Regions from separate parts of the Mus musculus genome. Here all the other regions are linked to region 2. Evidence: chromatin loops called from intact Hi-C (ENCODE). Cell type or tissue: left cerebral cortex. All regions are shown on one strand. Links, peaks and the distances in the headings refer to the core of each region. The heading gives the core; the rest is flanking DNA.

Region 1 (7,627 bases), core at 1,590-6,589, 70 kb before region 2:
CCTCTTCTCAGGCTAGAAAGATGGCTCAGCGGTGCTTGCTGCTCTTGCAGAGGACCTGAGTTTGTTTCCCTGCACCCACATGCTTACAGTAACCAGGGACTTCAGTTCTAGGGGATCTGATACCCTCTTCTGGTCCCTGCATACACATGCACATAGTACAGACACATACATGTAGGCAAATATCCATACGTATAAAACTAAACCCTCAAAACAAAACAAACCCTCTAACAAACCTTAGAAGACTTGAATGTGGCTCTTGGGCAGGCATCATACTACATAAGCTAGGTGGCTGTACAGTCCTTCCATTAGTTCAAATAATTTTAAAAGCCTTGTCACGGACCCAGGCAGTGGTGGCGCATACCTTCAATCCCAGGAGGCAGAGGCAGGCAGATCTCTGAGTTCAAGGCGAGCTGATCTACAGATTAAGTTCCTGAACAGCCAGGACTACACACAGAAAAGCTCTGTTTCAGGGGGATACCGGGGGGGGGGGGGGGGGGGAGTCTTGTCATGGAAGTATCCTGGGACATTTAGTCCTTCAGTTCCTGCTTTGTAACAAGGCCAAATTTCTCTGAAAGAAACACTTTTCTAGCCTGGTCACACAGCAATCTGGACAACAAAACAATACTACAGTGACCAGCTAACATCAAAGAAGACCTGGCAGGAAGGTAGAAACTCAATCACACAATAGAAAATGGGTCAGCACACAGTGACCCACCCTGCACGCCAAACATGCGTTCCCTTGACTCTCAGGGAACTCGGGAGAGAAAACGGATTGGACTACACAGTTGTGCTGAAGCTTTACGCAGCTCCTACAGCATACATTCAGGGCACTAAATGCAAATGTAAAGGCTCTCGAGATGTGGGTGTTGCCTGCCTCCACACTCAAAGTGGCTGCTCTGAGCAGCCGGAGGCCGATTTGGTTTTGATTGTTAGAGATGATCTAAATAACCCAGGCTGGCCTTGAACTCTATGTAGCTGAGATTGATCATAAACTTTTGATCCTCCTGCTTAAACTATCTAGTGCTAGAGATCAAATCTTTGTTCAGACTAAGCAAGCACCCTCCCAACTAAGAGTCTTAGTCCAGGTAGATGCTTTCTAAAGGTTAACTGTTATAGCTAATCTTTAGAAATACTGAGTTATGTTTTGATTAAAAGTGAAATCTAAAACAGAGATTCCCCATAGTTCTAGATTTCTTAATAAGCACAGGTTTTTTTTTGTTTTTTTGTTTTTTTTTTTGTTTTTACCCCTGTGCTCCTCAACAGTTATGAAAGCAAAGCCTTCACACCTTTGATGTGAGGTCCCGATGGAAAATGCCTTTGAAGTGAAGGTAGCTGAGGCCCACTGCTATGTCATAGGCCAGTTTCACTCTCACAGTCCACGGTAAATACAAGTCACTGTCCAGCAGCTGCTCCAGGTTCCCAGAGTTGATATACTGTGAAAGAGAAAGAAAGCCCAGTCAGGACTTATCAAAAAGGTTTGCGCTGGTGGTAAAAACAGGAAGAGGGAATACCTGAAAACTAAATTTGTTCTTTTCTTTTCTTTATTTTTTAATTAAAGGTTTATTTATTTTATATATGTGAGTACACTACACTGTCGCTATCTTTAGACACACCAGATGAGGGCATCGAATCCCATTACAAATGGTTGTGAGCCACCAAGTGGTTGCTGAGAATTGAACTCAGGACCTCTGGAAGAGCAGTCAGTGCTCTTAAAAGTGAGACCCTGTCTAAAAGCAAAACAACAAACAAACAAACAAACAAAAACCATGCCAAAATGTCACCATAGAAACTAGAGGAAGAGAATAGTCAAAAAGGAAGAGGCCAACTGTATCAAAAAGCTGTATACACCAAATAAGATGCTTGGGAAAAAAATGCCCATTTGCAACCAGGCCACTTCAGCTCCAGCTCAGAGGTCAAGACCTAAGTGGGCCGAGCAGGAGACAGGGCTGTGGAAGAACTAAAGAATGTTCTTCCAGGAAACCTGCTCTTCTCCATTATTCCTGCATATCCTTGAAGCACTGCTTGGGGAGGGGTTTTTGCACTTTTATTTGTTTGGAACTAGCCTCACCATACAACCCAGGCTAGCCTTGAGCTCAGGATCCCCCTCCCCAACTTGGTAGTACAAGTATATGCCATCACACCCAGCTGTGTGATTATTTTTTAATTAAAAAAAAGCAGCTTTGTGTGTGTTGCCTATATGTATGTATGTGCACACCTGTGTGCCTGATACTTTTAGATATCAGAACTGTTGAAGCTCCTGGAACTGGAGTTACGGGTGGTTGTGAGACACCATGTAAGTAGGGGGAACTGAACCTGGCCTCTCTGCAAGAGCAAGTGCTCTTAACTTCTGAACCAACTCTCAGTCCCCTGTGATGATTTTTTTTTAATATTTTATTTATTTTTAGAGTCTGGGTGTCTTGTCACACTAGTTGACTTTGAACTTGGCTTGTAGTTGATGGTTTCTCAATTCTTTTTTTTTCTTAAGATTTATTTATTTATTTATTATATGTGTATACACTGTAGCTGTCTTTCAGACACTCCAGAAGAAGGCATCAGATTTTTGTTATGGATGGTTGTGAGCCACCATGTGGTTGCTAGGATTTGAACTTGGGACCTTTGGAAGAGCAGTCACTGGGATTTGAACTCAGGACCTTTGGAAGAGCAGTCGGCACTCTTAACTGCTGAGCCATCTCACCAGCCCGATGATTTTTTTTTTTAAAGTCTGGAAAAGTAGCTAGGTGTGTTGGTATATGTCTTTAATTCCACCACTTGGAAGGCAGATCTCTGTAAGTTTTGGGCCTGACTGTGTTACACAGTAAGATTCTAAAGATCAAAAAGGGAGGGGGGGGGGCTGGAGAGCTGGCTCAGCAGTTAGGAGCACTGACTGCTGTTCCAGAAGTCCTGAGTTCAATTCCCAGCAACCAGATGGTGGCTCCCAACCATCCTTAATGTGATCAGATGCCCTCTTCTGGTGTGTCTGAAGACATCGACAGTCTACTCATATGCATAAAATAAATAAATCTTTTAAAACAAACACAAAAAACCCTTTAGGAGTGTTAAATGTTGTATAGGCATTATGTATAAATATTCAATGAAAATTTTGTTGTTGGGGCTGGAGATATGGTTCCGAGGTTGAGAGCTCTGACTGCTCTTCCAGAGGACCTGGGTTTAGTTCTCAGCACCCACATGGCAGCTCACACCTGTATGTAACTCAAAGATCTGACAGCCTCACACAAACATACATGCAGGCATACTACACATAAAATAAAAATCAATAAACTGAAAAAAAAAAAGAAAGTTGGTTGTTGTGGTCTATACGTAAATATACTTTTTTGCTTGCTCTATTTTTTTTTGTATGTTTTTTCTTTTAAAGATTTATTTATTTTATTTATATGAGTACACTATAGCTGTCTTGAGACATACCTGAAGAGGGCATCGGATCCCATTGCAGATGGTTGTGAGCCACCATGTGGTTGCTGGGAATTGAACTCAGAACCTCTGGATGAGCAGTCAGTGCTCTTAATCACTGAGCCATCAATCTCTAAAATTTTTATATGCCTTATTTCATTTAATCTACACAACAATCCTACAAGATAGATCCACATGGGCTGAGCATCCCTCTTCTGAAATGTTTGGGATCAAAGGTGTTCCCAGTTTCAGAGTTTGACATTTAAAGGTTCAGATTATTCTATTATATTAAAGGCAGAATCAGGCAGATTATAGAGTCTGGCTCCAGAGTACATCTTTCTACAACTACATGCATTATACAAGGAGTCAGTGGTCATAGCATTTGAATGAGAGAACGCCACGCAGGACAGGAACTCAAAAATGAATTCACTTGGGCTGGAGAGATGGCTTAGTGGTTAGGGACACTTGACTTCTCGTCCAGAGATCCTGAGTTCAATACCCAGGAACCACATGTTGCATCTGTATCTGATGCTCTCTTCTGGTATAGAGACACAACACTCATAGAGGTAAAATAGATGAATAAATCAATCTTTTAAAAAGAATTTACTCAACCCTTTCAAGATCCATTATCTCCATCCTCTTTCCAATGGAGAAAAAAAAAGGATGAATTCTACAAGTGAGTACCTTAATTTTTAGAATATGATACTGAACTTATCAAGGACTAGAGTACTAATGGTAAAACAGACAAGAGATTTAAATTGAATTTTAGTTCAATTATGCCTTCTATGAATGGTTTCATTTTGGAAAAACAAATCAACAAGTAAGGCCAGTTGTGCTTCAATTTCCCCATATACCAGGTAGGCATACCTGACCTGCCTAACTCACAATCTTTTTGTTTGTTTAAAAGAACATGGTGACAGAAGCATCAAAAAGAACCAGTAGGGGGCAGCACCGTACAGAGCATCATCAGATCTCCTATAGGAAGCAGAGCAGGCTTGGCAAGGCAGAAAGAACAGCTGAAAATAATTTCTCATAAGGAAAGCCTGTTAGCCTGCTTAACCCTCTTTGTGATCCACCTTGGAAATCTTACAGCGGTATACGGAAAGCATTAACACCACAACTTCTCACTCTGGGTGAATCTGCCCAAATTCAGACCAGAAGTGCCTAGACTGAAAAGAAATGGGACTGATCGTGCCGGCAAAACATCTAAAAGCTAAACATCTAAAGAAACAGTTCACTTCTTTGACATGGTGGCAGCATGGCATGGAAGGCTCATCTTCAGGAACCACTCACATTACATACATGGCTGAATGTCAGGCAGAAGAAACTAAGACTATGTGTATTTGTATTTTCTGAAGGCCTGGTCATGGTAAGACTCTTGGTTTTGGTTCAGAGAAACACATATTTACAAATATGTGTCAACACCCAAGAAAGTCACCTTAGCTGGGTGTGGTGGCTCAAGTTTATACTTGTAATACTTGGGAGGCTAAGGCAAGATAAGATCCAAAGCCAGCATGAATGACATAGAAGGATCCTGTTTAAAAAGAAAGGCAGGACGAGAGGGAGGGAAAAAGTAAATCCACAGCCAGAAGGGGGAGCAGAGAGAAGAGGAGGCAGGACGAGGACTCAGTGACTAACAGACTCTGGCTTCCCTCGGCAGGATGGAAAAGTAGAAATGAGATCCAGGGAGGGAAACAAAAAAGAATTTATTTTTTTCCACAGTCCATTTGCCTTGCCTGATGCTGGAGAACTCGCTGGTGGGGCTTATAAGCCCATGAGCCCTCAAAAACCACAACTTCTCGATGTCTCAAGACCCATGCATGCATGTATGAAGCAAGGAAGTTTAAGATCTGCCAACAAGGAAGATTTCTAGGTTGCTAAACACTGTGTGCCCCATTAGCAGGAACGTTCACTTCCCCATAAGCAACTCCCAGTGCAGACTCAGCTGTGCAGCCTCTGAACAAATCCCTCTGCAAGAAAGCCAAGAACAGCTGTATTGGCCTGGTCAGCTTCCCTGGACGGGAATCACACATGCTGTGCATTCAATTTTTCACAGGCAAATCCCCTTGGGTTCTCCTATGGAACAAGCCAATACTGACAAGATACTTAAATACCTTACAGAACTTTTAACATTTTAATTTTTTTTTTGAGGCAGGATCTCTCCAGCCTAGGCTACTTCAGATTTGCCAGACAGCTGAGAATTAATTTGAATTCTTGATCTTCTTGCCTTACCTCTCAAGTGAGAGTTATATGTATTTCAGTTAAATGTCCAGTAACTGCTAAATGATACATATGTCAATTTTATCTATACCAAAACCTGCTTCTTTTCAGCTGATCTCTGAATTTACTATCTTTGAAGAGCTGTTTAAAAAAAAAAAAAAAAAAACTTCAGTGAAGCCAGGCATAGTGGTGCACACATTTAGTCTCAGCTCTTGGGAAGCAGAGGTAGGGAGATCTCTGAGTTCAAGGATAGCCTGGTCTATGTTCCAGGATAGGCAGAGCTTCATAGTGAGACCTTGTCTTTATAAACCAAACAAATGAAAAGCTAATACCCCCCCAAAAAAGGAAAGAACGAAAGAAAGAACGAAAGAAAGAAAGAAAGAAAGAAAGAAAGAAAGAAAGAAAGAAAAGCTAATACCCAGTGTACTAGTATTGAGGGATTGTCTTTGGTGGTGCTTGGATAATAAGGGTAAACCCTGTAAATTCAAAGCCAACCTGATCTAAGGGTTCCAGGCTAACCAAGAGCTACATAGTGATACCGTATGTATGTCAAACAACAATAATGATGACAATCTGCCTGTCTGTCCCACACTACTCCATAGGCTGAGGCTGGAGGAACACTTGAGCCTATGAATTTAAAACCATCCTTTGCATCACAGCAATACCCTTTCTCAAAAGAATGAAACTAATGGTCAGGGTACAGTAGTGTGCACTTTTTTTTAAAGACTTATTTATTATTATATCTAAGCACGCTGTAGCTGTCTTCAGATGCACCAGATGAGATGTCAAATTTCATTATGGATGGTTGTGAGCCACCATGTGGTTGCTGGGATTTGAACTCAGGACCTTGGAAGGAGCACCACTGAGCCATCTCTCCAGTCCTAGTGTGCACTTTTAATCCCAGCACTAAGGAGGCAGAGGCAGGCAAATCTCTGTGAGTTCCAGGTTAGCTAGGGAGACCCTGGGTTTTTTTTTGTTTTGTTTTGTTTTGTTTTGTTAATTTTTAGAAATAATCTAAACTTTTTGTTTGTTTTATTTTGATTTATATGTGTATATCTGTTTTTGTGAAAATGAATGCAGGTCCCCATGAAGGCCACAAGAGGGCATCAGATCCCCCTGGAGCTGGAATGACAGGCAGCCTGGTATGGGTGCTTGGAACTGAACCCGGGTCCTTGCTTTGAGCTTTTTGAAATAGGATCTCATCAGGTAGCCCTGGCTAGTCACAAATTCATGGAGATCTATCTACTGGCCTCTGCCTTCTAAGTACTGGATTATATAGGTATGCACTACCATACCTAGTTTGGTTTTTTTGGTTTTCTCATTTTGTTGTTGTTTGTTTGCTTGCTTGTTTGTTTGAGACAAAGTCTCACTATATATCCCTGTCTAGCCAGAACTTCACAGAGATATTCTGTCTCTGCTTCCTAAATGCTGGAGTTAAGGCAGCTCACCATAGCCAGTTTTATGAGCTTCTTAGATCAAACCCAGGGCTTAGCTGATTAATAGTCATTCTACTAACAGAGCTACACCAGAGAGCTCTAAGACTACTCTTTGTTTTTTTGTTTTTAGACAGGGTGTCTCTGTATAGCCCTGGCTGTCCAGTAACTCACTTTCTAGACCAGACTGGCCTAGAACTCACAGAGATCCACCTGCCTCTGCCTCTTGAGTGCTGGGATTAAGAACATATGCCACCAGCCCAGCTCTTTCCTTTCAGACTCTTGAATTCGTTTCTACTTTTCAACAAATATACTCATCTGGCCTAAACCCAGAGCACTTATTCAAGGGGGTAAATGCTGGCAGCTGTGTGGCCGAAGTCACTTATGGCCATCTAAGTAGCAGGACTGTTCTGAGAACATCTGTACATTCTATCCATTTAACCAAACAAAGACTGAAAAATCTATTACGTGAAAACACTTAAGATTAGTTCACAGTTCAATCCAGATCACATCTAGAAGGCATGGTAGCCCAAGCTGGCCTTGAACATGCAATATTTATGCCTCTG
Region 2 (7,627 bases), core at 1,404-6,403:
GGAAGAAAGGAAAGGAAAGAGAGAGAGGAAGGAAGGAAGGAAGGAAGGATCCTTACCCTTGGTGGTAGAGATGGCTCAGTGGTTTAAAGCACTTGTTACTCTTCTAGAGAACCCAGGTTCGAGTCCTAACACCCACGTGGCAGCCACAACAATCATCACTCCAGTTCCAAGGGTCTGACACCCTTTTCTGATCTCTGAGGGCACCTTCACACATGTGCACAAACATACACACAGGCACACACTTACACACCATACAGCATGATCCACATAGTGAGTTCCAAATCAGTCAGGGCTACACTGCGAGATTCTGTCTGAAACCAAACCAACAGAAGAAGCACTCATCACATAAAATAAAAATAAACCTAAAAACAACAAACCCTTGCTATTTCCCACTGATGATTCCCATGGCTATAACGCTCATGTCAGAAACTCACCGCAGTTCCGTCAACCTCCAGAGAAAGCTGATTTATCTACAGATAACTGATCACAATAAAAATAAGACCAGTCTAGTGTGATAACACGCATAATTCCCGGCTGGCCTACCCTCAAACAAGCAGAAAAAGAGAGAAAGAAGGCAGATGTGCTGCTCACTGCCGCCTGCCTTCCACTTACTCCTAAATCCGTGGGCTGACCACTGCATTACAACCACCAGATTATCAAAACTGCCTTTGAAAGAAAACAAGTCACTTCCTAATTGCCAGACTCGTGGCTTCACACTCTCCTGCTGCTTGACCTGGGAAGCGCCTGGTATCCCCCTCCCTTCTGGAGACTGTCTTTGGCTTCTGTGATACTGCCACAGTGTTCTAGCTCTCTTCAGTGTCTGTTATCCTCAGCAATGCTGCCTCTGTCCACAGCCCAATTCTCCGCTTTCTGGAGTACTACGAGGGGGTGCTAAGGTTTCAAGTATTCCTATTTAATTCCAATTTATGTCTTTAGAGCCTAACTTAATCAGTTCTATGAGCAACTTTCCACCTCTATTTGAAAAACTCGGGTTGAACTTGTCCACAACCCAACTTATCATTCTTCAGATCTACTTCTTTACATTGTTAGCACCACCAACCCAATACCATAAACCAATGAGAAAGCCCTTATGTAGAAAAGCAGAAAGCAAAAAACCCTCTAAATTCTATTCTAAAATTCTTGGAATTTCATGCCATTCTCTTCATTTTCCACAACTATTCCAGTCCATTCATCCTCTTCTCACGCACAAAACACAGCAGCCTCCTGACTACCTGGGCCTTCTGCCCTCCGGTCTTACTTTCAATCTTTCTTTCACATTTTCCAGAGATAATCCATATCAAACTCCTGCTTACAACCTTCAATGGCTCCGTATGCCTACAAATAAAGTCCAAATTCTTTAACAAGTTTTTCTCAGAGGTTTAAATTAAAAGGTTTTTCAATTGGACTAATCTGGCTTTTATTTCCAACTAAATCAGAATCGTAGTTTAGATAAGAGTCTTCTTCAAAATGAAGGGTAAGAACGTGAATAAAAAGGAGAGAAGTCTCTTAGGATAGGAGTCAGGGTGGTTAGGAGAGATGAGCACGTTTCGGAGGGAATCCAGATCTCAGAGGGAGAAGGGGGCTCGGAGACTAGTGAGGCACACTCAGTAGGGGAACGGGACGTGAAGGATTCCACAACTTCACAAGTGAGGAAGGTCAGACACAAACAACCCTTTTGAGTATAACGTCCAATGGGTTCTTGACCCCTGAGACGAGGTGGGGACTGTCCCGGGACCCGGAGGGAACTGAGAAGGAAAGGGGGAGAGGGGCAAGAGACAGTCCCCGCTTCTTTGAGAATCTCAAGTACAGCACCGGATTGTCCAGTGCTCAGCGACCCATGAGCCAAGCTGCGCGCAGGGCAGGGATGCCGAGCCTTGGTCCCCAGGCACTCTCCCGACGTTACCTGAGGCACAACTGAGCCGCGGAGGGGGCGTCTGCGCCGGCCAGAGGGTAAGGGAGGCAGCGGCCCAGAGCGAGCATAGCAGCTCCCGGCCGCGGCTGTTTAGCCTGCGGAGGAGGTGAGGGTCCCTTGGGCAGAAGCCGGAGATTGCTCAGGGCCAGCGGCGGCGCAGGAGCTGGAGGCTACTGCCATGGCCTTGCGGTCTGAGCTGCTTTCCCCCGCCTACTCGGCGGGGCCCGGAGGCGGATCACCGCTGGGACTGAGAAGGCAGCTGGAAACTCTCGGCTCCCCGCCGGTGAGTGTCTGAAACGCCTGGGGGGCAGGGGGCTGGGGGCGGGGCCCCGTGAGCTCCGCCCCCTCCTCAGGCCTCCCTCAGAGCAGCCAATCAATCGTCAACCTTTGACAAACGAGCTAATAGAGTTGCCCAATTAACGTTAGGAATGCCACGTGGTACGAGGGTGGGCACAATGGGCGTACAGAAAAGCCAATCAGCAACGCTCGGCGCCAACTCTTAGAAGATGAAGGGAACCAATAGGAAGAGAGTGGAGTTAAAAACAGAGGGGACAGTGTGTTGAAAAAGCGGAACCGGAGAGAATTCACCTTGGGGAAAACCTAGTCTAAAGAGTCTCAGAGGGCGGGACACAAGAGAGACCAATCAAACCCCCCCAAACAGAAGCGAATGGTAAATTAATTAAGCCAATTAAACAAGCACTAAACTGGCGCGGCTTTTGAATAAGGTGTTCTGCTGGATCGAATGCAGTGTCCTGCAGGAACGCAGTATATTGACAAGCTAAAATTAGCACATAATTCCTAACAACTTGAGAAAGAGCAGTAAGTATAACTTAAACGAAATGCCAAAGGGAGAGATTGAATTCAGGGAAGGCTTAGAGGATTGGTATCACCAGCTAGATGGAAAGGAGAGATATGAAAGATCTTCGAAGGGAATAACAATTCTACCCAACTGTTCATCAGGTACAGATTTCCTCACACTTTCCATAGCCATGGATCTCAAGGGTTCATAATTTTATAGCTGAACAGACTGCTAAAGAAGAATAAGAGCAGTGGGATATAGGTCTTACTCCCAACGGTTTAGGGGCCTCCCTTCAGAAATCTTTAGCATGTGAGACATAATTAAAATATGTCTAGGAGCCGAGCATGGTGGCGCACGCCTTTAATCCCAGCACTCAGGAGGCAGAGGCAGGCGGATTTCTGAGTTCGAGGCCAGCCTGGTCTACCGAGTGAGTTCCAAGACAGCCAGGGCTGCACAGAGAAACCCTGTCTCGAATAACAAAAAAAAATAAATAAATAAATAAATACTAGGGGCAGAAAGCAATGGTAATGTACCATGTGGTCCAGGGTTCAATTCCCAGCACTGAAAATAATAACACCAATGGAATGTAGTGCTACTGACAGCTGAGTTTATGAAAATGTATAGTAGGAAATAAAATTGCAAGAGGCTGAACATGAGTGGAGTTTAAATAATAAAATTATCTTTTTATTTTAAATGCTGTGTGATTTATCCTTGAACAGAAGCATAACCTAAACAGGGAATTGTTTGAGGAAGAGTAATTAGCTCACAGAATCTCTGAAGGGAGGTACTCAGGCACAGTTCTCTTGGCCTGTTCAGGATCTTTCTGACATAAATTATGTGCTGCCACCTGGTGGCAGTTCAGACCCACTGTTCCACCGTTGTCCTTTAACATTTCTGTTGAAAGATTTGGCACCCTTGCAAGTGTGTCTCCCATAGAGCTTGATACAAACAGTTGATAAATACTACTGGTAGCAATCGGAGCTAATGCCACCATGCCAGATAAATTATCTGCCCAGTGAAAGACAGAGAGAGGCTTGGCGAAAAGGCTTGTGTTAAATGTGGATCTAAATAACAAAAATTTTTTAAATTTGGGGCTGGAGATGCAGTCCATTTGGCAGTGTTAGTATGCACGGCGCCCAGATGTGGTGTCACACTCCTATCAAATCACCATTCAGAAAGTGGAGGCAGGATTTCAGGAGTTCAAGGTCATCCTCAGCTAGATATGGAGTCTAGACCAGCCTGGGACACTTGATACCTGGCCTCAAAATAAAAACTATTAAATAGAGGAAGGAGGAAAAACAACAACACCAAGGGTTCAAGTAGTTACCGTGCAAACCTGAGGAAGAGTCTGTCATCCCAGCACTCCTGGAAGGTGGGAGGCAAAGACCAACACCAGAGCTGCCTCCTAATCCCAACATGTACTCGGTAGCATGAATGTACACAAACAAGCCAGGTATGGTCTACATACCTATAATACCTGGGGTGTGGCGACAGGAGGAACAAGGCCACCTTTGGCTATATAAAGAGTCTAAAGCAAGCCTGGACAACACAGGATTCTGTCATATACACACCAAAATAAATCAATAAAATAAAACTGGGTCTGAAGCTAAGTATGATATCACTGTATCACTTGTAATCCTGGCAATCAGGAGACTCAGGCAGGATGGAAACAAGTTTGAAGCCAACCTGAGCTACAGAGTTCTGAGTCAGTCCAAGTAAATGCATACTACATACTACATACTAAATGAAAACAGGGCTGAAGAGATGGCTCAGCAGGTAAGAGCACTGACTGCTTTTGCAGAGGATCCTGGTTCGATTCCCAGCACATATATGCTGATTCTAGTTAACTCCAGTTCCAGAGGATCCAGTGCTCTCACCTGGCCTCTGCAGGCACCAGACAAGCACAGTGGTACAGACACACATGCAGGCAAAGCAAAGCACTTACTCACATGAAATAACAATAAATAAAACAAAAGCAAAAAGAACCTCTCCTCTCCTTCCCTCTCTCTCAAGGTCTTTTTTTTTTGTCCTTTTTCAAGACAGGGTTTCTCTGTGTAGCCCTGGCTGTCCTGGAACTCACTCTGTAGACCAGGCAGGCCTCGAACTCAGAAATTCGCCTGCCTCTGCCTCCCTAGTGCTGGGATTAAAGGCATGTGCCACCACTGCCCGGCACAAGGTCTTATTATACAGTTCAGAGATGGTCTTGAACTCAGAGATCCATCTGCCTCTTCCCAAGAGCTGGGCTTAAAGGTGTGCACTATCATACCCACTGAGAGACCCTGCCTCTGGTCACCACATACTCATGCTCAAAATAATCAGGTGCAAATGCACACATGCACACACACATGTACGCAACTGTGCACACACTCGCACACATGTGCACACGCACATGTACACACACACACCCCAACAAAAAAATGTGGAAGATATCCCTATAACTATTCAATGTCCAAGGCCCTCTCCCCATAATGTTGGCTATTAGTTGGGCCAGAAATTTAAATATACCATTACTAAAAGTAGCTCCCATTTTACTACCTCATCCTTCTATTTTTTTTTTTTTAAGATAACTGTCTCCTCTTGCCAGCCTGAACTAAGAGTTGGAACCTTCCCATAAGCTGACTGCACATCTTAGTTCTAAGCAAATGCATCCGAAGACCTAACTGGTGGATGGATGGCATTATCTCTTGTCTACAGTTACCACTGGCAGAGGCTTCATGAGGTCTCTGAAATGCTGCTGATTCTTAGGAAATCTTGAACCCCCTAGAACATAAAGTCCAGAAAAGCAGAAAGCAAAGCTGACCTTCAATGCCAGAGATCTTGAGTTCAATTCCCAGCAACCACATGGGATCCAATGCACTCTTCTAGTGTGTGTCTGAAGACAGCTGCAGTGTACTCATATAAATAAAAAATAAATAAATCTTTTTTTTTTTTTAAAGCCAGTAAGCTACCTTCCTCCATGTCAGTTCCTGCCTCCAGGTCCCTGTCCTGACTTCTCTTCAGGATTGAACGATGGGTAAAATTCACCGTTTCCTCCTCCAGTTGCTTTTAGTGTTTTGTCACAGCAATAGAAAAGTAAGCTAAGGACTAAACCGCTAACCATAAGACATATTTGTTTTGTTGTCATTATTGTTGGTTTTGACACAGGGATGTCTTATGCAGCCCAAGCTGGCCTCAAACTCCAGATCCTTGGGCTGGGGAGGTGGCTCAGTGGTTAAGAGCACTGACTGCTCTTCCAGAGGTCCTGAGTTCAATTCCAGTAACCACATGGTGGCTCACAACCATCTGTAATGTGATCCAGTGCCCTCTTCTGGTGAGTCTGAAGACAGTGACAATGTACTCATATACATAAAAATAAATAATAAAAAAAAAACCCTCCAGATCCTTTTGTCTCCACTTCCCTAGTGGTAGGATTACAGGTATATACCACAACCTTTATTTATTTATAATTATTTCAGATAACTACATGAAATATGTATAAGGCATTTTTTAAATGAAATTGAATAAAAATGGACCAGAGGTATAGCATTACCACTTGTTTAGCATTTTTTAAAGATGTTTTTTAAAATTTATTTTAATGTATATGAATACACGGTCTCTATCTTCATGCACACCAGAAGAGGGTGTCAGAGGGCGTCAGATCTCATTACAGATGGTTGTGAGCCACCATGTGGTTGCTGGGAATTGAACTTAGGACCTCTGGAAGAGCAGTCTATGCTTTTAACCACTGAGGCATCTCTCCAGCCCCCTTGTTTAGCATTTAATGAGGCTCTGGGTACAATAATCCCTGCCATTGCAAGGAAAAGACAGGTGGGTGGCAGCAAGCAAGCCAGCTAGCAGACTAGTAGGTATGGCAGCATATACCTCCAATTTTAGAATTTAGGTTTTAGCAAGAGGATCAGAAAGTTCAAGGTCATTGTGGTGGTTTAAATGAGAAGTGCCCCCCATAGGCTCATATTTTCAACACTTGTTCTTCAATTGTTGGTACTCTTTCAGAAGGATTAGAGGTATGGTCTTATTGGAGGTGTGCCACTGGGTCATTAAAGTTTCAAAAGATCTGCCAGTCCCTGTGCACCCTCTGTGCTTCCCGCTCGTGGATGGGATGTAGTCTCAGATGGTTGTGATCTCGGCTTCTGCTCGTGTCGTGCCAGCCCACCAGCTGCTGACATGTATCTCACCATGATGGTGCTGGGCCCTGTGAAATTACAAGCCCCAAGACAACTCTCCCTCTAGGAGATGCCTTGGTTGTGGCATTTTATCACAGTATTAGGAAAGTAACTAAGACAGTCAACTTCACTCAAAGCCAATCTGTGTGACATAAAATCCTGCCTCAAGGAGCTGGAGAGATGGCTCAGTGGTTAAGAGCACTAACAGTTCCTCCAGAGGTCCTGAGTTCAATTCCCAGCAACCACATGGTGGCTCATAACCATCTGTAATGGAATACGATGCCCTCTTCTGGTGTGTCAGAAGACAGCTACAGTGTATTCATATAAATAAAATAAATCTCCTTAAAAAAAGAAAACCCTGCCTCAAAAAATTAAAAAGGAGCTAAAGAGATGGCCCAATGGTTAGGAGCACTTACTACTCTTTGATGGCCAGCATCTATATGGCAACTCACCATCGTGTATAAGTCCAATTCAAGAGGATCTGATGCCTTCTTCTGACCCCTCAGGACCTTACACGCAGATGGTGCATAGACATACGTGCAGGCAGAATTCCCATACACATAAAGTAATAAAAGAATGTTTAAAAATAAAAATAGTATAATTTGAATCATGGAACTCTTTATTTCCTCAAGAAGGTTATAGCAAAAAATACTTCTTGGCTAGGTGTAGCAGTGCCCACCTTTGATGCCAGGACTAGGGAGGCAGAGGCAGGAGAACCCTGAGAGTTCAAGGAGAGCCTGTTCCCAGAACAGC
Region 3 (7,627 bases), core at 1,642-6,641, 270 kb before region 2:
ACCCTGGCCGGCCGCAGCCAGGGGACAGCAAGCAGAGCTTCCCACCACACCCGGCCCCACCTCCCACCCTACCTTACCGTATGTTTTAGATTAAATGCACAACCTATTACCACCATAGTGTCAGGTGTTCCTATTTTGTAACCCGCCACCGAGTGCTACTATCCTTGTTCAGTCTTTATTCGACCCACTCTGATGATTTGGAGTCCTGTCTTTGTCTCCCCGTCCCCAACGAATATTACATTTGAAGAAATCTTTTTGTTGTTATTGTGTTGTTTTGTTTCTCTGTGTAGTCCTGGCTGTCCTGGAACTCACTACAGTCTGTAGATCAGGTTAGCCTCAAACTCAAAGATCCTCGCACCTCTACCATCCGACTGCTGGGATTGAAAGCGTGAGCCACCACACCAGGCTTGAGAAATCTTATAAAAATTGTTCAACTATCCTAGGGGGCGTGTGACTAAAATGTTTGGTAGAATGACCCCTTTTCCAGTCACTGATAGGAATGTACAATCGTTCTGGATAGATGCTATTTGTTGTTTCTAATTCCAGGAGACTAATAATCGTTGCCCACTTAAATGCGATTTTGGCTTCCTAGACGATTGCTAGAGCAGTTCCTGTCCTGCTCAGCACTCTTACCACTTCTACAAATTGGTTAGTAGTGTAAATGTAGAGCCTAAAATCTTCGGTTTCTATACAGCTAGACGACATTGTGAGACTCATGGACTGGAGTGAGAGCGAGGCTTGTACTAAGTCTTCTATACCACAGATGAGAAAAGTTTTAACATGTATTGGGAAGTCATTTCTTTGGGGCATTTGCTACTGCGTCGCAACAGTGGACTTTACGGTAAAAAATTGTTTGGGTCCTACGGGCAGCAGGGAGGGCAGCCCCACAGCTGTCACTGGATCGGTCACGTGGTTCTCAATATGGCGCCGCCCAGGGTTCTCTTCAGGAAGGGGCGGGGACTGGGGTGTCGGGGCGGAGCCTCAGATTAAAGCGGAGACCGCTCAGTTACTGTTTACCATGGAGGCGAACGGGTTCGGGTGAGTTTTCTGCTGCACGCGCTTGTGGCTACGTTACTTTCTGATCCGAGTCTTCCAATTCAGGGATATGTCCTTAAACTCTTATTTTTATTGGAGCTCTCCAAGTCTGAACCCAAGTCGCTGAGATTCCAAATCTTGCAGTCATGGAACAGAACCTTTCCCGCTCCCTGCCCCCCCCTCTTCCCGCAGTCTCCATTCCAGGGACTACCGTGCGGGACTGCGTCCCGAGACTTTCTTTCGAGGTGACTCAGAACTTCTAACTAGCACCTGGGACCATCAGCTTTGATCCTTTCTCGTTTTGGGGATCCCAGCTTCTCATGCTTGCCGCTCGGTTCCCCAAATTAACTCCTTTCCCCTAATCCCCTTACTGGATCTTCATTCCACTTCTCTAGTCCCTCCAGTTTCTTTGAGTTTGGGAAAGTGGACAAATGTGTAGGAAAGAGGCCCTAGTGGGGCCCTCCTCCTGGGAGCTTGTGCGCCACTTGATAGAGGGGAGGCGGTGGGCGGGGAGCCATGGTTTGCAAGCTGGTCTGGAGTAGGCAGATAACGGCCTGACTGGACCGGTGCCCTCCCCGAATCCCAGTCTAGCATAATGACATTTACTCCTACCTGTACCTTTCACCTGATCTCCAGACTCCAGAATTTCCCGGAGCTGAAGAATGACACGTTCCTGAGAGCAGCCTGGGGAGAGGAAACAGACTATACTCCCGTTTGGTGCATGAGACAGGCAGGCCGCTACTTACCAGGTCAGGGGCAAAGCTGTGGTCTAGATAAAACCTGAAATTCTAGATGGTGAAGATAGGAGAAGATAGTAACTTTGGAAGACCTTGTGGCTGAGTCCTGTCCTCCATCTCCCCTTGTAGAGTTTAGGGAAACCAGGGCTGCCCAGGACTTCTTCAGCACCTGCCGATCTCCCGAGGCTTGCTGTGAACTGACTCTACAGGTGAGGGCCCCACGAACCAGGGTGGGGTTCATGCCCCCAGTGTGTCTCCTTACTAACCTACTTGCTATTCCCTGCAGCCACTACGAAGGTTTCCTCTGGATGCTGCCATAATTTTCTCTGACATCCTTGTTGTACCCCAGGTACTCAATCCTGATCCTGGATTGTGGACTTTAAAAAAAGAGGGGAGAGGGAGGAAGGCACTCATTGGAAATCCTCTGTCTTGTCAGGTTTAAATACATAACGGGGAAGCGGCAAACGCTAGGGATGGAGTTTGCAGGAGGTTTTAGTCTTTTCTTTGTTGCATACGTTGAACAGAAACCTCTGAGTTCCAGGCTGTGTACCCATATATTTTATCCCCCTTAAGGCATTGGGCATGGAGGTGACCATGGTACCTGGCAAAGGACCCAGCTTTCCAGAGCCATTAAGAGAAGAGCGGGACTTAGAGCGTCTACGGGATCCAGCAGCAGCGGCTTCAGAGTTAGGCTATGTGTTCCAAGCCATCACCCTTACTCGACAACGGCTGGCCGGACGTGTGCCACTAATTGGCTTTGCTGGTGCTCCGGTAATGCGGCCAGGGGTGTGGATGGGAGCATGGAGAGGTCAGGCTCCTAGGTCTGGAATAGACAAGGGATCCTGTGTCTGCCGTCCTCATCTTTTTGTAGTGGACCCTAATGACATACATGGTTGAAGGCGGCAGTTCAAGCACCATGGCTCAGGCCAAACGATGGCTCTACCAAAGGCCACAGGCCAGTCACAAGCTGCTTGGCATACTCACTGATGTTCTGGTCCCATACCTAATAGGACAAGTGGCTGCTGGTGCTCAGGTGAGTCTTTAGGGACAAATAGGTAAATGGTTTCCCAAACTGGAGAAAGCAGGGATGTTACTTTTCCTCCAATGATCTGGTTAGAGTATCTAAGTGGTTTTCAACCTTCCTAATACTGTGACCCTTTAATACAGTTCCTCATGGTGTGGTGACCCCCAACTATAAAATGATTTTGTTGCTAATTCATAGCTGTACTTTTCCTACTGTTGTAAATTGTAATGTAAATATCTGGTATACAGGAGATCTGATATGCGACCCCTGAGAGAGGGTCATTCCACCCAGAAGGGGTTGTGACCCACAGGTTGAGAACCATGTAGATTCTTAGCCCTTCCTGAGACTGTCAGCAGGGCTTTAAGGTCTGAGGGTCTGGAGAAGGTAAAACTTTATTGTTATTATTATTTTTGATTCACCTGTTTCTGCCTCCCCAGTGCTCGGGTTAAAATCATGTGCACCACTGCCTGCCCCTCTCTCTTTCTTTCTCTCTCTTTTCTTTTTTCTCTTTTCTCTTTTCTTTTCTTTTTTCTTTTCTTTCTGTGTATCCTTGGTTGTCCTGAAACTCAATCTGTAGACTAGGCTGGCCTCAAACTCACAAACTCACAGGTCCCCCTACCTCTGCTTCCCAAGTGCTGGGATTAAAGGTGTGCACAACCGCTGCTGGTTTCTATTTTTTCTTTTAAGGCAAAACTTGTTGTGCCTCAGGGAATGTGTCAGGGTTTAAAGTCACCTGAGGAGAATTAAGATATCATGTGTCTATGGAGCCTGAGGTACTTCCTCTTTGTGTGTTTTTCTTGTCACCTGTTTATAGGCATTGCAGCTCTTTGAGTCCCACGCAGGACATCTTGGCACCGAGCTCTTCAGCAAGTTTGCACTGCCCTACATTCGTGATGTGGCCAAGCGAGTGAAGGCTGGGTTGCAGAAGGCAGGCCTGGCACCAGTGCCCATGGTGAGGACTGGGACAGGTGGAGTGAAGGTTGCAGCACTCAGCCTGCATAAACTGAAATCACCACTGGAGGGCAGCAAAAGTGCACCCGAGAAAGGCTTAGCATCAGCGATCTGCTCTTTCTCTCCAGATCATCTTTGCTAAGGATGGACATTTTGCCCTGGAAGAGCTGGCCCAGGCTGGCTATGAGGTAGTTGGACTTGACTGGACAGTGGCTCCAAAGAAAGCCCGGTGAGTGACAGAGGAGTGGGCAGGAGAGGCTGAGGTGGAGGAGGTAAAATCCCCAAATAATGCAGCGAGACTGTGGCAATGGCTCTGCTTCCAGGGAACGTGTCGGGAAGGCAGTGACCCTGCAGGGGAACCTGGATCCCTGTGCCTTGTATGCATCTGAGGTAATAATTGGGTCCAACATAAGTGTACAAAGTTTTCTCTGTGTACTGTGCAATAGTTGGGAATCACATGTGTATGGTTTATTGTACCTGTCTCTCCTTTCCTCAGTTCTGTACACACAATGTAAACTCTAAGAAAGCAGGACATTTTTACAATTTAAATTTTATTTTTGTGGCTGTCCATTTGTCTGTCCCACCCACGGACACTCCTTGAAGCTAAGGACCCAACCCAGAACCTTGTGCTTGCTTGCTGGGCAGGCTTTCTACCACTGAGTTAAGTTCCTAACCCTGCCTCCCTGTTTTGAGACAGAGTCTCATGTAGCCCAGGTTAGCCTCAACCTCACTGTATTGCTGAGGTTGGCCAGGAACTTGAGGTTCCTGCCTCTCTCCCCTAAAGTGCTAGGATTATGGATATACCCCATCACACCCAGCTCTCATTTGTATTTTTTGGAAATATTTATTTTTTATTATTGTGTGTTGGGTCTGTATCTATGGTGCATATGAGGAGGTCTAGGACAACTTTGTGGAGTCAGTTTTCTTCTTCTACCTTTGTACGGGTCCTAGTGATTGAACGGAGGTCATCAGAGGTTGCATAGCAAGCACCTGACCTGCTGAGTCACCTCACAGGCTCCCCACTTCTATTTTCTTAATGTTTGGGACATATGAGGAGTCTGATACGTTGTTAATGACAGTCACACTGTGTAGAAGCACTCCTGTGCATGTGTGTGGAGGGAGGATGCAGCTTTGCTGGCCTCTCCTGTAGACAGTACCCTCTTGGTTCTCTAGGAAGAGATCGGTCGGCTGGTGCAGCAAATGCTGGATGACTTTGGGCCTCAACGCTACATTGCCAACCTAGGGCATGGGCTTTACCCTGACATGGACCCAGAACGTGTAGGAGCCTTTGTGGATGCTGTACACAAACATTCACGCCTGCTTCGACAGAATTGAGTACATGCCTTTCTGCTCAAGTGCCACCAACAGAGATTGTTTCCAGGAGAATAAAACTTCCAGAGTTGGAGTCTAGCATGTTCTTTTGTAAAGGCTTATGTCCTGATCCTCAGTTCTTTCTGAAGCCCCCTCCTTTCCTGCCCAGCCCCCCCCCGTTTCTCTCTCTCTCTCTCTCTCTCTCTCTCTCTCTCTCTCTCTCTCTCACACACACACACACACACACACACACACACACACACACACACACACACACACACGACCTCAAACTCACAAAGATCCACCTACCTGCCTCTCAAGTGCTGGAATTAAAGGCGGTACCAGCAGCCCGGCTCCTTTGTTCCTTTTGTTATGCTTCCTCTGCATAGTCTCCCCCAGTCTGGGGCTCAGGTATCAGGGAAGACGTGAGCACACACTACAGCATTAACACCAGGCTCACACTACCGATATGCTAACAGCCATGCGAGCTCAGGAGTGACATGATAATAGGTACAGCTTTCCAGGTAGTTGGAGCTATGGCATTTATAGACAAGGGTCAGGGTCCCTGTAACACAGGGCTGTGTGTCTCTGAAGGAAGGAGAAGCAGCTCAAAAGGGGGCACAGAAGATGCTAAAACACTTCAGAGTTCAGGAGGGAAAGAGGAGCTAAAGGAAACAGGAACTAAGGAGACTTCAGTTTTGATGCCGTCGTATGGGAGGGCAGAAACATACAGAGCTTAGTTGCTTAAGATCGTAGCCTTAGGCAAAAAGGTCTCTGAAGCCAAAGGGTCCTCTGGCCTTTAAGTTCACTGTGCACCATCTTCTGAGAATACCCACTGGTGTTCTCAGACTCTTGTGCCCTGATCACCGTGTGGTATTAGGAGAGTACTGTTTCCTAGGTCAGAGTCTCGGGGTGCCTTAGAGCTATGGGCATGGGTGTGATGTGAGGAATCTTCCAACTGGTCATTACATCTCTGTTTAGGCCCAACCAGCTCCCTGTCCCATCAAAGGAGAGAAGGGCCTCATTTACTGAGAGAACACAATTTCTGCTTTTAGAAAAATCATTTCTGTGAGCCATGATTTATTCATAGAAAAGCACTGAGTTCACATACTTGCTAAAAAAGGGCAATCATGATACAGAAATGGGAGTGGCTTCTCCTTTTTTTGCCAACCCATTGGGCTGAGACAGTGTAGGGGCCCTTGGCTGGACAGTAACACATTTATTAGTAGCCACGAACAGCGAATACAACTTACTGGTCAGCTTGGAATAAAAAAGATGACAAGTAGGTTTCAAAGAGAAAAATAAAGTCAGTCAGACAGAAAGGTCCTCAGTTCATTCTCTAACTACACCACCCCTTCCCTATCAAACCCCACCCAACTCAGGAACTAAGACAAAACAGTAAACACCGAAGACACCTGTATCCAACTGAGTCTTCTGAATGCCCTTGCTACCTCCTATAATTCCAGGCTAAGCATAGGGGTCATGAAGTAGTACAAACGTGATACACTGTGGAGGTCAGCATGGGCTAAGATGGGGCTTATCCGCTAGAACTAGAAACTAGGAAGGGCAAGGCTAAAGGAATACCAGCCTCAGCCTCCGAGTGAGCTACCAATGAGATTATGATGAGAGTAGGCAGAGGAAGTTTGAGGTAGAGAGTTGGAGGAAGAAAACACGTTTGTGTAAAAAAAGAACTATGGAGCAAAAGTGGCCAGTCTTAAGAGCAGAGGGACACGTGCTTAGAAACGTGTTTGCTGAGAGAAGGTAAACAGAGGAGGCACAGGATGCATAACAGTGCTCAGCTAGCAAGAGACTAAGGGACGGATGGGCAAGAGAGAGTTGGCGGAAGGCACACTCATGCAGAGCCTCAAGTGTGAAGACACTGACAGACTACACGTAGAGACCACTCGCATAAAGACACATCATGGTCAGCAGGCATACCTTCAGAGACAAACATGTTTACACATAGGTACCCGTGTGAGCCTAGATACACACATACACTAAACATGAAGACATGAGTACACTTAACACTTAGGTATGTGTTATCACTCACAAATGAAACCCAGTCTAACACATGTCACACAATTAACAGAACTGACACAGGCATGCACACGTGTATCTTTGTACACAGACACATGTTCATACACACATACACACTGGAGATGAGAGCAGATTCTCTAACATAAAGGTGACCAGAGCAGATGTATCTTGTAAGCTCAGCGGCTTCCTGGACCTTCGTCTTCTCCCTGCACTTGTTATTCAGGTGTTCATCAGGCTCCTGGAGTGTGTGAGGCAGAGGCCGGAGCTTCTGTGTTCACAACGTTGTGAGACAAATATCTAAGCCACTCTTGACCTCTGCCCCTCAATGACCATTAGGCTAGGTGTCCTATCTTCAGGCCACAGTTTCTGACATATAAGACTTGGATTTTAACTGTCCATTTTTCTCCCTGCCGCCCCCACTTATCCACTGCCAACAGCATATACTCTGTACGGGAAACCTGAGAAATGGTTGTGAGTCTCCTCAGAAAACAAGCCTATTCTCCCACCCACAGCTACTTTAAGTGCCCGTCAA
Region 4 (7,627 bases), core at 1,005-6,004, 400 kb before region 2:
GCTGAGTTGGCATTTGGTGAAGGCGTCCCAAGAGGAGTGTCCTCTCCCCCAAGATTCAGACTGGGGAGACATCAACCTGGCTTGCATGAGCTCTGCTATCCCCCTACCCCCCCATCCCCCCGCCCCCTGTGAACCAAGCATAGTCCACTCCCTTGAGACCTGCCATCATGGCTGAAAAGTCTTAGAGTCAAAGATATAAAGTCACCGAGTGGAACTGAGACTAGAGCACAGGCTTGTGTCTTCCAGATGTAGGCTTTGACCTCACACAAAAAGAAGCCCTAGTGTGACAGAGGTAAAGCCAACAGTGTGATCTAGGTCTGAGATCCCCTCCCCTGGCCCTCCCTCTCTTCCACAGTGATATTTGCTTTGTGGTTGGTCAAGAACGGCAAGAGGTATTTGCCCACCGGTGCTTGTTGGCCTGTAGATGTAACTTCTTCCAGAGACTTTTGGGCCCTGGGGTACCTAGTCCTGTGGTGCTAAGCACTGTGCCTGCCGAAGCCTTCTTAGCTGTGCTGGAGTTCCTATACACCAACAGTGTCAAGCTGCACCAACACTCTGTGAGCCTACCAAGCAGAGGTCTGGGTGGGAGAGAAGATGAGGATGCCCGAGTCAGAAGGATGCCCATTATGCTGTGGGTTGAGGGGTGGGGGAAACTCCCTTCTGCTCCCTCAGCCACTCCCCTCTCCCTCCTCGCCCCCCCCCCCCCCCCGCAGGTGCTGGAGGTGCTGACAACAGCTGTGGAATATGGGCTGGAGGAACTTCGAGAGGTGAGTGTCTCAGGCAAGCCATCTTGTCTCCCTTGCCTTTCAGTTCATCGTCTCCTTCATAGTCTGACCTTCTCACACAGAGTATGATAGCTCTCTGTGTACACAGGATCTGTACATGCTCAGTGTGTGCTGAGTGAGCACAGGAAGTATTTATGGCTGGTTCTTCAGTGCAACGGTGAATTGGCTTTGGCCCATGATTGAATGGAAGGAGAGACATGAAAATGCTTAACATATATGGAGGCTTTGTGCTTCTGGCTTAGGGAGGATGGCAAGGTTAAGGCCAGCCTGAACTACCTAAGGAGTTCCAGGCTAGCCTGAGCTACAGAGTAAGAGTCTCAAAACCCTAGACTTAAAAGTAGGGGTCTAAGTGTGATGGGCAAACAGCTGATGTGTGGAGAGAGATTCTTGGAGAAGGAAACCTTTGTGTCAGAGCTGGAAGAACAAATAGGGTTTTGTTCAGGGGTGGGAAGATGACATTACAGTCACAGGACACTCAAGGAACTCCTTAGCTGTGTGGTGGACTGGGAACTTGGGTGTGGGGTGAGCTGGGAAGGGTACCAGGAAGCTGATTCACACAGGTGCTTCAAGAATCGGGACTTGCCGGGCGTTGGTGGTGCCCGCCTTTAATCCCAGCACTTGGGAGGCAGAGGCAGGCAGATTTCTGAGTTCAAGGCCAGCCTGATCTACAGAGTGAGTTCCAGGACAGCCAGGGCTACACAGAGAAACTCTGTCCAAAAAAAGGAAAAAAAAAAAAAAAAGAATCGGGGCTTTAGGCTGGGAGTGTAGGTCAGTGGCAGAGCACTTGCCTAGCATACTATAGGCTCTGGGTTTAATTCCTAGCACCAGCCAGGTGTGGTGGTGGTATGTACCTATATATCCAGCACCCAGTAGGCAGAATAGAGGAGGATAATTCTAAGCTCAGGGCTAACCTTGTCCACAGAGTGAGTTCTAAGCCAGCCAGGGCTACACAGCAAGACCCTGTCTCAACTCTTCCTTCCCTGGACTTTTGACGCAAGGATAGTGGAGATTCATTGAAAGTTTTTGGCAAGGGAAAGGGACTGAGAGAAGAGGGAAAGGAAAGGGCCTGTCAGATCAGTGCAGAAATCCAGAGGGTGTGGCCGAGGAGGAAATGGCAGTCCACAAGAGGTAGGTGGCCCTGAGAAGGGACAGCTGGCACTGCCCAGTGCCTTTTTGGAGGAAGAGACTGGAGTTTTTGGATGAGTTTTACCAGAGACAAGTGTACCAGAAGGTGCTTTGCTGGCCTCCAGGCCCTCTGGGCTTGCTAAATTACAGGTCTGAACAATTGCATCTGTTTTCCAAATCTGGGCGCTCAAGGTGGCGCTGGGGCTGCTGGGAGTCTGAATGAGTCATTGCTCCAAGCTCCATTGTTTCTGGGATAGGACTTGGAGTCTTGACACCGGCACACAGGTCGCTTCATTTCTGTCCCCAGCTCTGCCTGGAGTTTGTGGTGAAGGTGTTGGATGTGGAGCTGGTCTGTGAGGCTCTGCAGGTGAGTACTGATGAGCAGCCCTGTGGATGAATCTGATGTTTAGAATGTGGTCCTCCAATGGCCTATAGAATGGCCTCCTCCGTCAGAAGCCCGGACTGGTCTGTCTGTTAAAGAACAATATGTGCTCAAGGATATGCTTATGAAAGAAATTCTGCCTGTGCTCAGATCTGTAGGGTACAGAGTATATCAGTAAGGTCATATGTAGGACGAATAGGCTGGGAAAGGCAGGTGTGATGACACACACCTTTAACTCCAGTACTTGGAAAGCAGAAGCCAGAGTTCGAGACCTGCCAGGGCTACATAGTGATCTATTAAGAGTGGGAAAAAAGAGGTTGAAAGATGGTGGTGCATGCCTTTAATCCAAGCAGAGGCAGGTAGATCTCTGAGTTCAAGGCCAGCTTGGACTACAGAGTGAGTTCCATGACAACCAAGGTTACCTAGAGAAACTCTGTCTTGAAAAACAACAACAAAACAATTCTAAACATGGATAGTAGAAAGGTGGGGGTGTGGAGTTTAGAAGCCAAGCTTGGGCTCAAAGATGGAGTTTGAAAGACCTGAACATGGTCTCCTCTACCCCACACCTGTGTGCTCTGCACAAGGCACTTTGCCTACTTTCAGGAGACACTGCAGGTGCTGCTAGCCTTCTGTTTAGATTGTGCTCAGTGGCAGTACCTTGTGTGCAAATCTGGGTTATCCAGCTTCTTCAGTCTCTAGCCTAATCATACTCTGCTCTCAGGTTGCTGTAACCTTTGGCCTGGGGTCACTACAGGAGCGGTGCATAGCCTTTATAGAAGCTCACAGCCAGGTACAACTCCCCATCCTTATACTTGTAACTTGTAGCCCCCCCATGCCATTTTTTCTCTGCCCTGACCGACACACCGGCCCATAGGAGGCGCTCCGCACCCGTGGCTTTCTGGAGCTGTCCGCCACCGCGCTGCTGCCTGTGCTACGCAGTGACAAGCTCTGCGTGGATGAGACTGAGCTAGTCCAGGCAGCCCGAAGCTGGGCACGCGTGGGCGCCGTGAGTGGGACCTGGGGGGAGGGCGAGGACACCGAAACGGTGCAGGCCACGGGAACTCTGTAAGCGGGCAGCAGGCACGTGCTCAAGGCTCGCTTCCACAGGCGGTGTTAGAGCAACCCGTGGCTGAGGTGGCAGCTCCAGTGGTCCGAGAGCTGAGACTGGCTTTGCTTGCCCCGGCGGAGCTAAGCGCCCTGGAAGAGCAGAACCGACGGGAACCGCTCATCCCGGTGCGGACGCCAGTAACCAAACTCAGATCCACTCTGCCACGTGGGAACGAGGAGCAAGGGCGGGAGGCTTGGGACTTCGGTCTGCGTGGTGACCCGCTTTCCCCTACAGGTTGAACAGATTGTGGAGGCATGGAAGTGTCACGCCCTACGGAGAGGAGATGCGGCCCGGAGCGCGCCGTGCCGCCGGCGGAGGGGTACCCGGCCCCGGGATCACCATCGCTTTCTGGACCTTCGTTTCAAATGATCCACTTCCGGACCTTCCCAGGAAGTTGACTACATCCCAAACTACAGCTCCCGAGGTGCTCTGCGTTGGAGGTGGGCTTCCGCTCCCAGCAAGCTCAGCCGCCGGATACGGGAAGGACCGCTCTGCGTCTAGAGTGAAACCTAAGCCTCTGTGGAAGAGTAGGGATTGCGCAATGGGCCCAAAGTTGTGGCTTGGGTGATGTCCTGAGACCGGAAACGAGGGTGGCCTTTGTTGCATAAGCTCATGCGGCATTCTGCAAGTCGATCATTCCTCTACGCCCCTCTACTCGGATGACGCGATCTCTATGTAGCTCATCCTCTTTAACAAATCAGCTTCAGGCTCAGCGCAAATTCGAGCTTCTCACCATCTTTCCCAACCCTGGAAATAGTGTTAATCTTTTGTGCGGATCTGGAACCCGGACCTCATTCTTGCCTACCTCATGCCTTTTCTCCCTTCTAGGGTCTCTTCTGCTGTTACCCTAGCCAGTGCCCCTCACTCCTTTCTCTGTCAGGGGACAGTATCCATCCCTATGATGGTCCCATCGCTTTGATTGTCAAGCTTTTCCTCCTGAGCCCTTTAACGTCCATACTGCTTTCCAGGACAGCCTACAAAATTTCCTTGAGATTTAGCAATCCTAAACTCTGCGTTTGGGAGTTCCAGAATTATTGGGGGGTGGGATGGGTTGTCGACAATCTCTCACTGTAACCCCATCTGACCTAGAGCTATTTAGGACAGACTAGCTTTGAACTCACTGCGCTCCGACTGCCTCTGCCTCCCTGGTACAGAGATTAAAGGCGTGTACTATCGCTCCTAATTCTGGCTTTACATAAAAATATATTGCTTATGAATTAAAGATGAATATTTGTATTCTGTCAAGATGGAAAAGGTGGCTGCCCAGTGGGACCACTCCTGGCACCCTTCTTTGGATCATGAACACTGAAAGTAATTTGCTGCTTGCTTGCCTGTTCCATGCTTTTGCTTCCTTTACATCAACTTTAGAAGCCATGTACTAATCTGTACTAATACTGCGCTTCCATTAGCTTTGCTGTATTGTGATGAAAAGGCTTTTGAAATTATTATTATTTTATTTTATTTTATTTTTTTGGTTTTTTTGAGACAGGGTTTCTCTGTGTAGCCCTGGCTGTCCTGGAACTCACTTTGTAGACCAGGCTGGCCTCAAACTCAGAAATCCGCCTGCCTCTGCCTCCTGAGTGCTGGGATTAAAGGCGTGCACCACCACGCCCGGCCTCTAAATTATTTTTGGGAGCTTGGAGAGTCTTCAGATTGCTTTAAAGCACCCATCCTTTTCCTTGAGGATAGAAAGCTTTTGTTCATGCAGGCTGTCTTCTGGACATGTGTTCTGCGAGGCAAGCATAGCATGGCGGCATACATAGGTAAATGTCAGCACTTGGGAAGTGGACGGAGGAGGATCAGCAGTTTGAGGCTAGCCTAGGTTAGTTACAAGGTGAGACCTGTTTCAAAAAATAAACTGAGCATGATGTTACACAGCTTTAATGTCAGCATTCAAGTTTCTGGTTTGGTAAATCAACTTTGGGAATGTTGGTAAACAGAACTGACCGAGTGGAACCCTGGACCGCAGCCACTGTTCTCCCTGGTTCTCTTGACAATTGCTTGACTGGGACCTAGCTCTGTCTTCCCTCCTAGGGTCTGGGTTTGGTAAATTGTTGCTTCTAATGTTACTGTTTTGTTTTCAGAGAGGGGCAGAGCACCCCATTTAGACTGAGCAGCACAGGACAGCTCTCAGGCAGTAGCCGGACCACACAGGAGCCGTATTACTACCCCTTGTGCAGGTCTCATCTCTGCTACTTTTTTTATTTTCTTGGATTTTGAGAAAGGGTCTCTCTGTTTAGCCCTGATTGTTGAAATCACTACATCCACCAGGCTGGCCTTGAACTCACAGGCTGGTCTTAAACTCATAGCAGTTCTCCTGTTTCAGCCTTCCGAGGATACCAGTGACATTACCAGTGTGAGCTGCTACACTCAGTAGCATCCAGTTCTTCTTGAAGGATGGCTTGGGGTTAGGACAAAGGAAGTCGAGGAAGACTCTATGTAGAGCCAGGCCATGGGGGTGGGTGCACACCTTTTATCTGAGCACTCGGGAGGTAAAGGTAGGCAGATCTCTGAGTTCTAGACCAGCCTTGTCTACAGAGTTCCAGAACACCCAAAGCTACACAGAGAAGCCCTGTTTCAGAAACAAACAAACAGACAAAACAGGTCCTAGGCAGAAGAAATGACACGTTCAAAGTTATGGTGATACAAATATTAGTGAAGTATTCTTGTCCAGAAGTGTGGTGTGTTTTTAGAAGGCTGTGTTTGGCAGTGGAGGCTAGCCCTAGTGGAGCTTGGAAAGGGATTGAGTTTAAGCTAAGGACTAGGGAGCCGTGAAAGGCTGCTAAGCCAGAAGGTAAAGTAGGGCTAGGTGCTACGCAGGTTGAGCTGACTTTACAAGTATGGAACTTCTCACCCCAGGCTAGATGAGATCAGTGGCCAAGGCTGACTGTGCCTGGGGGTTCAGCTCTGACTGGACTTGCTTAGTGACACCTTCATTCTTCAGGACCACACTGATCATGCAATCAGGGTAAAAACTTTCAACACAGCTGTGAACAATGTTTCTGAAAGGAACCGCGCCTTCTGCGAGGCTGATTAAGTGATCAGGACCACATGATGTGGGGCGGTTGGAATGCTCCAAATCTAGAGCCATTTTATCTTGGAACATCTTTGGCCCCCACAAGAGCCATTTATTGTCCTCCGAAGGTGACATCACATCTTTGTGACTATTAGGCAAATCTTTTGAAATGTACAAGTTCCTAGTTTCTAACCAACAGAAGGGCCCAGGACACTGACAGCATCTGTGGTTGAAATGCTGCTCTTTGGTCTGTGGTAACCTTGGCCACCTAAAGTTTCCATCAATGTGTCATACAGATTCGTTTATTTATTTAAAAGATTTACTATTTGGTAGACACTGTAGCTGTCTTCAGACACCCCAGAAGAGGGCATCAGATCATATTACGGATGGTTGTGAGCCACCGTGTGGTTGCTGGGATTTGAACTCAGGACCTTTGGAAGAACAGACAGTGCTCTTAATCTCTGAGCCATCTCTCCATCCCCTATTTATTTATTCGTTGTATTGTTTTTCAAGCCCGGTTTCTCTGTGTAGCTCAGGCTATCCTGAAACTCTGTAGCTCAGAATAGCCTGGAACTCACAGAGATGTGCCTGCCTCTGCCTCTCAAGTGCTGGGATTAAAGGCAGGTGCCACCGCTGGCTTTTCATTTTTTAGAAGACAATTTTTGTGTTGCTGAGATGGTGTCAGTAGATCAAGGTGTCTACCACCAAGCCTGATAACCTGAATTCAATCCACAGGACCCATGTGGTAGGAAAGCTGACTCTGACCTTCACACTAGAAACATAGCACACCAACACACACCAGTACACCGTATGCCATCCCAAACACCAAATAAAATGTTAAAAAAAAAGACAGCATTTCATGTGGCTGAGGTTAATCCCAAACCCACATAGTAGAGGACAACCTCTAATCCTACCACATAAATGCTGAAATTGCAGGTCTTCCTCACCATGCCAGCTAGTCTTTTTGGTTTTTTCAAGACAGGGTTTCTCTGTATAACCCTGGCTGTCCTGGAACTCACTCTGTAGGCCAGGCTGGCCTCAAACTCAGAAATCCACCTGCCTCTGCCTCCCAAGTGCTGGAATTAAAGGTGTGTGCCACCACTGCCTGGCATAATCTCAATTATTTTAAGGCATTTTAGTATTGGTTTAGCTGCAGTGTGCTTTGTGTGTGTAATGTTTGGTTGGACTATGGTGTTCCAGCCTCTGTGTGG

Evidence for each region. Hi-C counts contacts between places; a loop is a spot of excess contacts. Peaks named below come from ENCODE experiments on the same cell type or tissue, not always from the same donor. Only the 100,000 strongest peaks of a DNase experiment are listed, where the experiment ranks them.
Region 1: it touches region 2 in a loop (8-fold over the local background); 41 of 42 quality-filtered maps call a loop at or near these places.
Region 3: a loop joins it to region 2, with 3 times the contacts of the local background. A loop is called at or near these places in 18 of 42 quality-filtered maps.
Region 4: it touches region 2 in a loop (4-fold over the local background); 5 of 42 quality-filtered maps call a loop at or near these places.

The regions. Positions count from the first base shown.
Region 1 is chr4:116,785,894-116,793,520 of GRCm38, reverse strand. Tesk2 (testis-specific kinase 2) reads right to left here. Exons shown (of 11, transcript NM_146151.4): 5 at 1,287-1,433. Among named protein-coding and RNA genes, the nearest start is that of Toe1, 18 kb to the left of the region's middle. In left cerebral cortex, for the core only: CTCF peaks have their summits at 4,344 (motif pointing right) and 5,015 (motif pointing right); DNase peaks (open chromatin) are centred at 4,354 and 4,968; H3K4me3 peaks cover 242 bases; H3K27ac peaks cover 562 bases.
Region 2 is chr4:116,715,533-116,723,159 of GRCm38, reverse strand. It overlaps Tesk2 (testis-specific kinase 2), which reads right to left and starts at 2,205. Exons shown (of 11, transcript NM_146151.4): 1 at 1,904-2,205. Ccdc163 (coiled-coil domain containing 163) reads right to left here. Exons shown (of 10, transcript NM_026714.3): 10 at 7,476-7,627. In left cerebral cortex, for the core only: CTCF peaks have their summits at 3,580 (motif pointing left) and 6,040 (motif pointing left); DNase peaks (open chromatin) are centred at 2,355 and 3,568; H3K4me3 peaks cover 1,510 bases; H3K27ac peaks cover 1,071 bases.
Region 3 is chr4:116,987,742-116,995,368 of GRCm38, reverse strand. Zswim5 (zinc finger SWIM-type containing 5) reads right to left here. Exons shown (of 14, transcript NM_001029912.2): 14 at 6,264-7,627. Urod (uroporphyrinogen decarboxylase) reads left to right here and starts at 956. Exons shown (of 10, transcript NM_009478.4): 1 at 956-1,038; 2 at 1,672-1,784; 3 at 1,902-1,981; 4 at 2,059-2,121; 5 at 2,346-2,543; 6 at 2,644-2,805; 7 at 3,611-3,748; 8 at 3,876-3,976; 9 at 4,071-4,137; 10 at 4,921-5,404. The coding sequence starts at 1,019. The coding sequence ends at 5,082. It overlaps Hectd3 (HECT domain E3 ubiquitin protein ligase 3), which reads right to left and starts at 35. Exons shown (of 21, transcript NM_175244.4): 1 at 1-35. In left cerebral cortex, for the core only: a CTCF peak has its summit at 3,809 (motif pointing right); a DNase peak (open chromatin) is centred at 3,809; H3K4me3 peaks cover 294 bases.
Region 4 is chr4:117,116,869-117,124,495 of GRCm38, reverse strand. It overlaps Btbd19 (BTB (POZ) domain containing 19), which reads left to right. Exons shown (of 8, transcript NM_001384196.1): 2 at 356-557; 3 at 714-767; 4 at 2,218-2,277; 5 at 3,014-3,082; 6 at 3,167-3,298; 7 at 3,400-3,525; 8 at 3,635-5,277. The coding sequence ends at 3,769. Among named protein-coding and RNA genes, the nearest start is that of Btbd19, 5.0 kb to the left of the region's middle. In left cerebral cortex, for the core only: a CTCF peak has its summit at 3,164; DNase peaks (open chromatin) are centred at 3,241 and 3,895; H3K4me3 peaks cover 1,558 bases; H3K27ac peaks cover 1,926 bases.